Regions from separate parts of the Homo sapiens genome. Here all the other regions are linked to region 1. Evidence: chromatin contacts called from ENCODE Hi-C or POLR2A ChIA-PET data. All regions are on one chromosome and are shown on one strand. The core of a region is the stretch at or near the end of the contact, and the rest is flanking DNA. Distances in the headings are between cores, read along the strand shown. Region 1 has its middle 410 kb from the start of LINC00924. Region 2 overlaps NR2F2-AS1 (NR2F2 antisense RNA 1). Region 3 overlaps NR2F2-AS1 (NR2F2 antisense RNA 1).

The links. Hi-C counts contacts between places; a loop is a spot of excess contacts on that map. ChIA-PET counts read pairs that join two places held with the same protein, here RNA polymerase II (POLR2A). Pooled maps may share reads with other maps.
Region 2: a pooled map shows a loop between it and region 1 (3-fold over the local background). The contact joins two enhancer-like sites. A Hi-C loop is called at or near these places in 2 of 37 single-sample maps with no recorded cell type and 3 of 50 pooled maps.
Region 3: a pooled map shows a loop between it and region 1 (3-fold over the local background). The contact joins two enhancer-like sites. A Hi-C loop is called at or near these places in 2 of 37 single-sample maps with no recorded cell type and 2 of 50 pooled maps. POLR2A ChIA-PET finds 5 or more read pairs at or near these places in 1 of 52 experiments (HEK293).

The regions. Positions count from the first base shown.
Region 1 is chr15:95,838,686-95,841,483 of GRCh38, forward strand. No RefSeq gene overlaps it. Among named protein-coding and RNA genes, the nearest start is that of LINC00924, 410 kb to the left of the region's middle. RefSeq lists an enhancer at 745-804. Within about 2 kb of position 1,431, at least 8 of the 41 ENCODE cell types and tissues checked have a DNase peak (open chromatin) inside an H3K27ac peak, as active enhancers do.
Region 2 is chr15:96,262,990-96,265,787 of GRCh38, forward strand. The region is part of intron 2 of NR2F2-AS1 (NR2F2 antisense RNA 1); the gene reads right to left. All of the region lies in intron 1 of LOC124903584 (a long non-coding RNA gene), which reads left to right. Among named protein-coding and RNA genes, the nearest start is that of NR2F2-AS1, 63 kb to the right of the region's middle. Within about 2 kb of position 1,467, at least 7 of the 41 ENCODE cell types and tissues checked have a DNase peak (open chromatin) inside an H3K27ac peak, as active enhancers do.
Region 3 is chr15:96,232,966-96,235,763 of GRCh38, forward strand. The region is part of intron 2 of NR2F2-AS1 (NR2F2 antisense RNA 1); the gene reads right to left. Among named protein-coding and RNA genes, the nearest start is that of NR2F2-AS1, 93 kb to the right of the region's middle. Within about 2 kb of position 1,426, at least 2 of the 41 ENCODE cell types and tissues checked have a DNase peak (open chromatin) inside an H3K27ac peak, as active enhancers do.

The sequences.
Region 1 (2,798 bases), core at 181-2,680:
AATGGGATACTGAGGACCAACCCCCACTGAGTTATCGTAGAATTAAATGGGTCAATGACAATAAAATGCTTAGGATATTTTCTGGCACATGAGAGCTACTCAATCAATGATAACCAGTGTCAATATTATTATTATTATTATGACTACCTATGTCTATACCTAACTTTCTGACCAGATTTATCATCTTCATGTAATTTTGTTCATAATTCTAAGAGCTCCTAGAAGACTACATTGAATATTGTATCTGTTTTCTCAAAGGAAAATAGTGAAGCATATGGTAAATCTTCATGGTACAATTAGGATCTGGAGGAAAAGTGTTTACTGGGCTCATAGAAGGATCAAAGTGGGATTGCTGAAGAATGTCAGGTGAAATGAATGAGGGAATAGAAAGTATCTCAGTCTGGGTGAAAAAGCAAGATGAGGCATAAACCATGGAAGCATAAGAAGAAGAGAGACAGTTGCAGCAGGAATGATATTGGGTAAATGATAAAAAAGGGAACTCAGAAGGTTATTGCAGTAGTATAGGCACAAAAATCTGAGAACTTTTATTAAATGGGGCAACAAAAATAGAAAGGATAGAATCAGGTCATAGATGGAAGAAAGAGTCAATGGGATTGAATCATTGTTAACACATAGGAAGCAAGAGAGAGAAGAAAAAATTCAGAAGCAAGGCTCAATTTCTGAGTTTAGACAACAAAGACAATGAGAATAATACATATTGGAAATGAAACAGAAAGCAGAGCCCCTCTCCACCCTTGCTTTTGTTTCTAATCAGTGACAGGAACTGAGTTTCAGATATGTTAAGTTTGAGGTTTGCAGGATGTCAAAGTAGACGTGTTTACTAAGTTATTATCATGTGAGGTTGGATCAGTGAGGAAAAAACAACTAGAGAACGAGAAACAACAACTAGCTCCCTAATTCAACTGAACTTTGTCTGCATAAAGTTGGCATCAAGGTGCATAGATAATCATAAGCTCTTAGCAGAAGTCTCTTGGTGCCAGCATCAGTGAAGAGAGGAACAAAACCAATCCAGCCACTCTTTTTCTGATGATGCATCTACACCCTTGGTTCTACTTGGTTTCTCTGCACAGAGGGAGTTCTTCCATCTTTGGATCTAAAAACAATATCTTTTCATTTTATCTGCAGCAATAGTCTAGCTCTCAGAGACAAAGTCAGTGAGAAACAAAGAAAGGCCCTCGCCACTCAATTCAGCTCCCAGTACAAAGACCAGAGTCACAGTGGTGTCCACAGCCCGCATCGGCATAAATACAGATGGACTGAAATACGCATTTTACCTAAAATAAAGGCTTTATACCATGCAAGCAAAAATAGAGGTGGTTTTTTTTCCCCCCAGAAAGTAAGACCTTCAACAAGCCAGAACACCACTGTTTATTTTAAAGAATTTTTAAACTCTGATTCAGACTATGGACGCCAGGCCAATTGCTGAATCCCACGGGGGCATCTGCATGCTGAAATCTCTGCCTGGAAAGTCAGTTTTTAATGGTGCTGTTACAAAACTATGTGTCCTCAAGTAGAACTACAAAAACTCCAAAGACATATTAATTCCAATTCCACGACACAGGCCTAAAGATAGAGTGGAGGAAGTGCTTGGTCATGTACACACATCAAATTCACTGGCCTTTCTAATACCTTCAGTGAGATTATACTCTTTAACATCTGTTTGTTTTCTTAACCACGTTCTCATTTGTTTTCCATGAGTACTTACGATTCAGGTCACTGTTAGAACTTAGGGAGTAAAACAGAAAGAAATAATCACTCAGATTTAAGTCTAGTTTGCCCATTTCACAGATAAAAAAACTGAGGAGGGGGTGCTAAATGGTTACCCAAGTTCAATTAAAAGAGCATGAACTAGAACTGAGGTCTCCCCAGAACCCAAATCATGAATTTTCCCAACTGCCTTGTTTCTTTTCAGGCAGAAGAGCTCAAAAGGAAAACACTGAGGGACCTTCTCACCTCTAGGTTCTGCAGGATAACCTGTGGTGGAGAGTTCTTCCTACGTGTTGAGTCAGAGCACAGGGAGTGAATGGGGTGGGGAAGAGAAAGAGGAGAAACAATTTCAATCACTTTGTGTTTGTGAGGAGAGCTACTCAGAGAGTTCCCCCTCTATTTTAGACATTGGTTGGCACTGAAAACCTGTGGAAGCATGGGCCCTCTGGGAAGAGTGGGCTAAAAGAAGCATCCAAAGACACAGAAAAGCATAGCAAATTTTCCAGTAGCTCATGCCGCAGCATCACATGCATATTCTTTTGAAGCACCCCTAACCTCTTCTCTTTCCTACACCTTCAAACTGGAGTTTCTGTCTGATCATATTCAGCTGTTTTTTCCTCTGCTACAAAGAAGCTCAGCACTTTCATGTCTGAGTTGCCAAGTGACACTCTATGTTTGAGAGCCCAGAAGAGGATGGAACTCAGGCCTTGAGAATAGGAAGGGGGCAGTTGACTAGGCAGAGGTAGATGGGCATAATTCGGTCCACGCTGCCGTCTCCCCAGAAAACAGACCTGAGATATGGAGACGGGGGTGGCATTCGGAGATAACTAGTAGGTTTTTGGAACAATCAGGTTCTACTTAAGGATAAATAAACATAAGTATATCCTACTCATAATGAATTCCAAAAGTAATAGACAATTGTTAAAACCCGCCTTCTTCAAATCATGAAGCATGTACCAGTAGGTCAAAATTATTGCCAGATAACCATTTAAAAGCAAGCCACGGTAAGTTCAAAATATATACTCCAAGTTCATGAAGAGATGCATCAGTTATGTATAGTATTCTCCTAA
Region 2 (2,798 bases), core at 217-2,716, 420 kb after region 1:
CTGTAATACATATCCCCAACCTTTCACCTTCAGAAATAGCCAGTACGGGGACAAAGATGGCTACCACAGCTATGGCCATCTGGAGCCCCGTGAGCTAGAAAAGACGGGGGAAGTACTGTCAATGGAGGGGGCAGAAGTACTTTCTAACATCAGACCCAGCCCAATGCCCGTCTGCTTATGCAGCCAGTTTCTGGGTATAGGCAAGTATTGCACTGGAATTATCCCTCATATATGAAAACACAATGTAATCTCACTTAGCAAAACCCAGGTTTCTTTCTTTTTTTATGAGTACCTGTTCTGGGAGATATGCCAAAAATTCAGGGATAATTTAACCAAACCATCAACAACTGGACAACTTATTTAACTCTTTGGTGAGTGTTACATGAACCTTTTTGCTGGCGTCAAGCCACCACATAATGAATCCTGACGCCAGACACAGAGGGTTTGATACATTAGAATAAAGGAAGAGGTTCCTTACTATACAATATATAAAAGAACTAGCTTCTACCAACAGGTTGTTGCCATCTTAGAAAATAGGAATCTGTGTCTCCTGAAAGTCTATTCCTTGAACACCAATGCTACAAGCTTATCCTTTATAAAACGGTTTGGGTAATCAGATCTATTGAAGATCAAATGTCCTGGGGATTCACAGTGCATAGTAATGTGCTGGAGGCTTTGGGGGCCCTGCTGCAAACAATCATATTTAACTCAGGTTAATCTACTGTTTCTCACTTGACCCCGGACATTTTTTTAAATCAATGTTTTGAGACATGAAATTACTATTTCAAACGTCTTCTGGAGAACACTGATTTAAATCTACTGCATGGCTGACAAACGAGTCCACCTCTTTTGAAAGCTGAGCAAGCCCCTTTAGGAGGACCCTTGGCTGAATAAAGGAAGTCTCAACCCAACTGCAAGAAGGTCTTCGCCATTCCTCTTCTGAGGATATGCTGACCTTGGGCCGTGCATATTCTCTTCTTCTAATTAAGACACGTTGCATGTTCTGTGGCTACCAAAGACGAAAACAGTAGACCTCACCAATTGCCCATGGGTTTCACAAGTGGCACTGGTTACCTACATAAATATTTGTCATACATCAAATAAATGCTTCACGTACATTGATTTTTCTTATGGACTCCTTTTCTTTTAAGATTATGTACAAATCCACTCTCTCTTTCCACTTCAAATAATAGACAAAAGCTATGTTTATTCTTCCTATTCTATAACCAAAGTCACTCATACATCAAGATCATTCAAGAAAGCCTAGCAGTATGCAAGTGAATGAGAGTGGCATGACTGTGAAGATAATCTTGGATCTACTCTAATTTAATTTTTTTAAGTAAATCATTTGCAAACTCCAGCACTCTAACTAGTACAAGTAACAAATTACCCATGAGGAGCCTCAGAGGCTACAGGTGACAGAGCTGTGTTGCAACACCTTGGCAAGGATCTTTGTACTACAGCCTTGGTTCTCAAACTGTACAGTGCATCAGAATCACCTGAGGGCTGTGTTAAAACACAGATCTCTAGGCCCCACCCCTAGTGAGTTTCAGTTTCAGTGGGTTTAGGGAGGGGCCCAAGAATGTGCATTTGCAACAGGCTCCCAGGTGATAGGGATGCAGCTGCTCTGGCTGGGGGACAGCACTTTGGGAATTACAACTGTACAGCAGTTCCCTAATGCTCCCGATCAGGATTACCTGGAAACTTTGTTAAAAACACTAAGTCTCACCCTTAGCCCCAGACTCCTGAGATGGACTCTCTAAGAAGGAAAGTCAGGAATCTGTATTTTTAATAAACTCCCCAGGGGATTCAAATCATCCAGCTCTGGACTACTTCAGCCTGAGAAGAGGGGCTTGCCTTTTAGATCTGGGCCTGACGTCTTGAACCTTTGCCGGCCTCTGGGCACACGGACTCTCCCTGCTAGAGGCCCCTTCAAAGTGCAAGCAGGCTGAAGACACGTGAATGCCTCCTCCAATAACTTGTCCAGTAATTGGTATATTGATTGCTAATGTCATCATGTTTTAGTATATATAAACCCCTCACTCTATTACACAGCCCCCAACAATCCAAAAAGTCATTGTTTATTCATTGTGACTCCCAAACTGGCCCTTGTCAGCTCCTGCTGGAGAGCTTGCTGATAAAAATCAGCAGATGATTGGACGCACACATTCTTAACATGACTGACCCATGACATCTCAGAGGGCAGCTCGAGAGCCTGTCATTACAGTACAATACATTTCTTTCTTCTTTCTTATCTAGCCCAGATGACTTCGAGATTTTTATTAACTCATTAATGACTGAAGATGTCATTAGAACCAGTGGGAAGGGTTATTTTTCTGTCTCTCTCTCTCTCTCTTTTTTTTTTTTAAGTGGGAATAAGTGTGCAATTTGCTGGGAAAGGGGGAGGGGCTCATTGATGAAACAGCTAAGACAAACCTAAGTGGAGAGACCCTTGGACTTTATTAGAATCTGAAATTTGATTGACGGGTCCTGGACCTGAAAATCTGCAGACAGAAATACAAAGTTGCTTCAGAAACATGTTGGGAAGAATGGGACAATTTGATCAAGGAAATAGCGACCCATAAAATTCAGTAATTTTTATTGTGTTGTGGACTCAATCTTTCCAACATAACAGCTAAACAAACAAACAAAAACGTCAGAGTAAAGCTACTGAAACCTCTAAATGTTTCTTAACCTACACGTTCATTAAATCATATCTTGTTTCTGCGTGCCTTTAATTTTCACATCTGCAAAATTGCTTTTAGAAATCAAATTAGATCTTTTGAAGGCACTTAAAT
Region 3 (2,798 bases), core at 176-2,675, 390 kb after region 1:
AACTTTTATCTCCTTTTCCCCTTCCATTTTCCTCCCACAACCCATAAACAATAGCAGTATTGTGTTCGATGACATCCTTGAGTTTGTATGCATTCTCATAAGACACCCCAAATTTCCTTGCTCTGTCTGTATATGTACCTTATATACACATACGTTTATGTATAAGCATATATATACATACATGTTTACATATATACACATATGTATGTTTATACATAAATGGTGCCCACAGATGTTTTTGTGGTTTTCCTCCCTCTTAGTCAGTTTTTAAGATTTAATCTGCACTGCTTCATACTGCTGCATAGCATTGTATGATGAGCCTCCCTGACATCTCACTACCCATCTCCCCAGCGAAAAACACCTCAGTCACCCCATCCTCACCACCACACCCAATGCTGGGATGGGTTCCACTCCCAGGAGCAGGACAGCTGGGTCATGGGGCTCATGGATCAGTCTCCATCTGACTTCCCTGCGTTGACTATGAAGCACCCACCATGATGATGGTATCAGGTTCATAGCATGTGAATGGAAGAATCTGGGGCTCAAAGAGGTTAAGTGATCTGCCTAACTTCACATCGCTAGTTAAATGCTGGCGTCTGGATTTAAAGCCAAGTTTCTCTGACTCCCAGGTTCACATCCTTCCACCGTAGACTGCCCTCTGAGACAGCCACGTATAAAGGGGTCCTGGAGAACCTCTGACTGGCCTGCACACTGGGAGGAGTGTGGAGTCTCGGGAAGCTCATGCCATTTGCAGGAGGGAGGAGCCTGGCTCCTTCTCTTCCTGGGTGGTACCTGGGATTCAGCCTGTGAGGTGGGAAGCCTGTACTAGCAGGACTCTCACTATGCTGAGAATCTGCTTCCCCTTTTATTCCCTTTTGCCCAATAAATTCCGTTTTTCTAACCCTTCAAAGTGTCTGCAAGCCTAATATTTCGTGGTTGTGTGACAAGACCCCTATTTCAGCTGAACTAAGGAGAAAGGCCTACAACACTTCCATAGAGAGCTTATGTTTCAATATCCTAGGCTATAGGTAGCAAAGATTTGGTTAGCAATCTTTCTTGTAAGAAGGCCAGAAAAAGTATTCCTTCCCTTCATCAGGCATCCAATCCCCCCAGTGCCTTCAGGCCTGCTGGGAGTGGAGAACAGGGCCTGCCACAAGGTCATTGTATAATCAGAGGTGAGGGAGAGCCCCACTGGCTAGGGGCCAGGCAAACGTAGGCCTCCTCGCACCCCTGATGCAAGCAGATTAACAGCTGCCATCTGGCAAGCACAGTTTCTCCATGCAAACTGCAAACCTCACCCCCCGGGTGAATCACTGGTGTGTCCAATACCAGTCAAGCCCGATGAAACTCTGATGGCTCTATTAATGAAGATGAAAACTTGAGATACGCCAAATACAGATTAAATGGCATCTTGGTAACATGATTATCTCTGAATTACTAGCAGCAGAGAGACAGCCAAATGACTAATCTTGGGGAAGGCCGAGTGCTTTGGACAGAGGATTCGCTACTTCAGCCCCAGGGCATCATTTGCTGTATCAGAGTCGTATTTTACCACAGGGAACACCCAAGAGTGGTGGCTTCCTCTGCAGTAGAAAGTCACTCTGTTTCCAGAGAAGATTTACTTTCTTCAAGTTCTGAGATACCAAATGCAGAATGGTCTGAAACAAGATGACGAGGGAGTATGTCAGGAAAAAATGAGGAGGAATCACAGGAATCTGGCAGATGTTCCTGTCGATAGCATTGTTGAAATTAACAGAAATGAAAGGATAGAAATGATTGAGAAGGAAGCCTAAAAGCCACAAGCCAAGTCATTTTCTCCTGCTTTCTTTCCACTTCCGTCTTTAGCTCTCTAGTATTTAGTAAGCTCTTCATTCTTTTTTTTTGTTTTTTTTTGATGGAGTCTTGCTCTGTCGTCCAAACTGGAGTGCAGTGGCACAGTCTTGGCTCACTGCAACCTCTCCCTCCTGGGTTCAAGCAATTCTCCTGCCTCAGCCTCTTGAGTAGCTGGGACTACAAACACCTACCACCACACCCAGCTACTTTTTGTATTTTTCTTTTTTCCCGAGACGGAGTCTTGCTCTGTCACCCAGGCTGGAGTGCAGTGGTGTGATCTCGGCTCACTGCAACCTCCGCCTCCAGGGTTCAAGCGGTTCTCCTGCCTCAGCCTCCCCAGTAGCTGGGATTGTGCCACTGTGCCCAGCTAATTTTTGTATTTTTAGTAGAGACGGAGTTTCACCGTATTGGCCAGGCTGGTCTTGAACTCCCAACCACAAATGATCCTCCTGCCTCAGCCTCCCAAAGTGCTGGGATTATAGGCATGAACCGCCGTGCCCAGCCTGTTTAGTAAGTTTTTCTATGCTAGTGCTTTCAATCCATTAGCACATGTCACCTCTGTGAGGTGGGCATTGTCATTTCCATGTTCCATGTGGGAAAGCTAAGGTTTACAGTGTTCATGACCAGACACAGTGGCTCACTCCTATAATCCCAGCACTTTGGGAGGCTGAGGTGGGGGGATCACTTGAGCCTAGGAGACTAGCCTGGGCAACAATTGTGAGACCCTGTCTCTACAAAAAAATTAAAAATTAGCCGGGACACCTGTGCTCCCAGCTACTTGGGAGGCTGAGGTGGGAGGATCATTTGTGCCCAGGTGGGTAGGGCTGCAGGGTGCTATGATCTCACCGCTGCACTCCAGGCTGAGAGACAGAGTGAGACCTTGTCTGGAAAAAAAAAAAAAAAAAGAGTGTTAATGACTTGTCTGACATCGCACATCAGCTGGAAAAGGGAGGTTAAGAAATTTT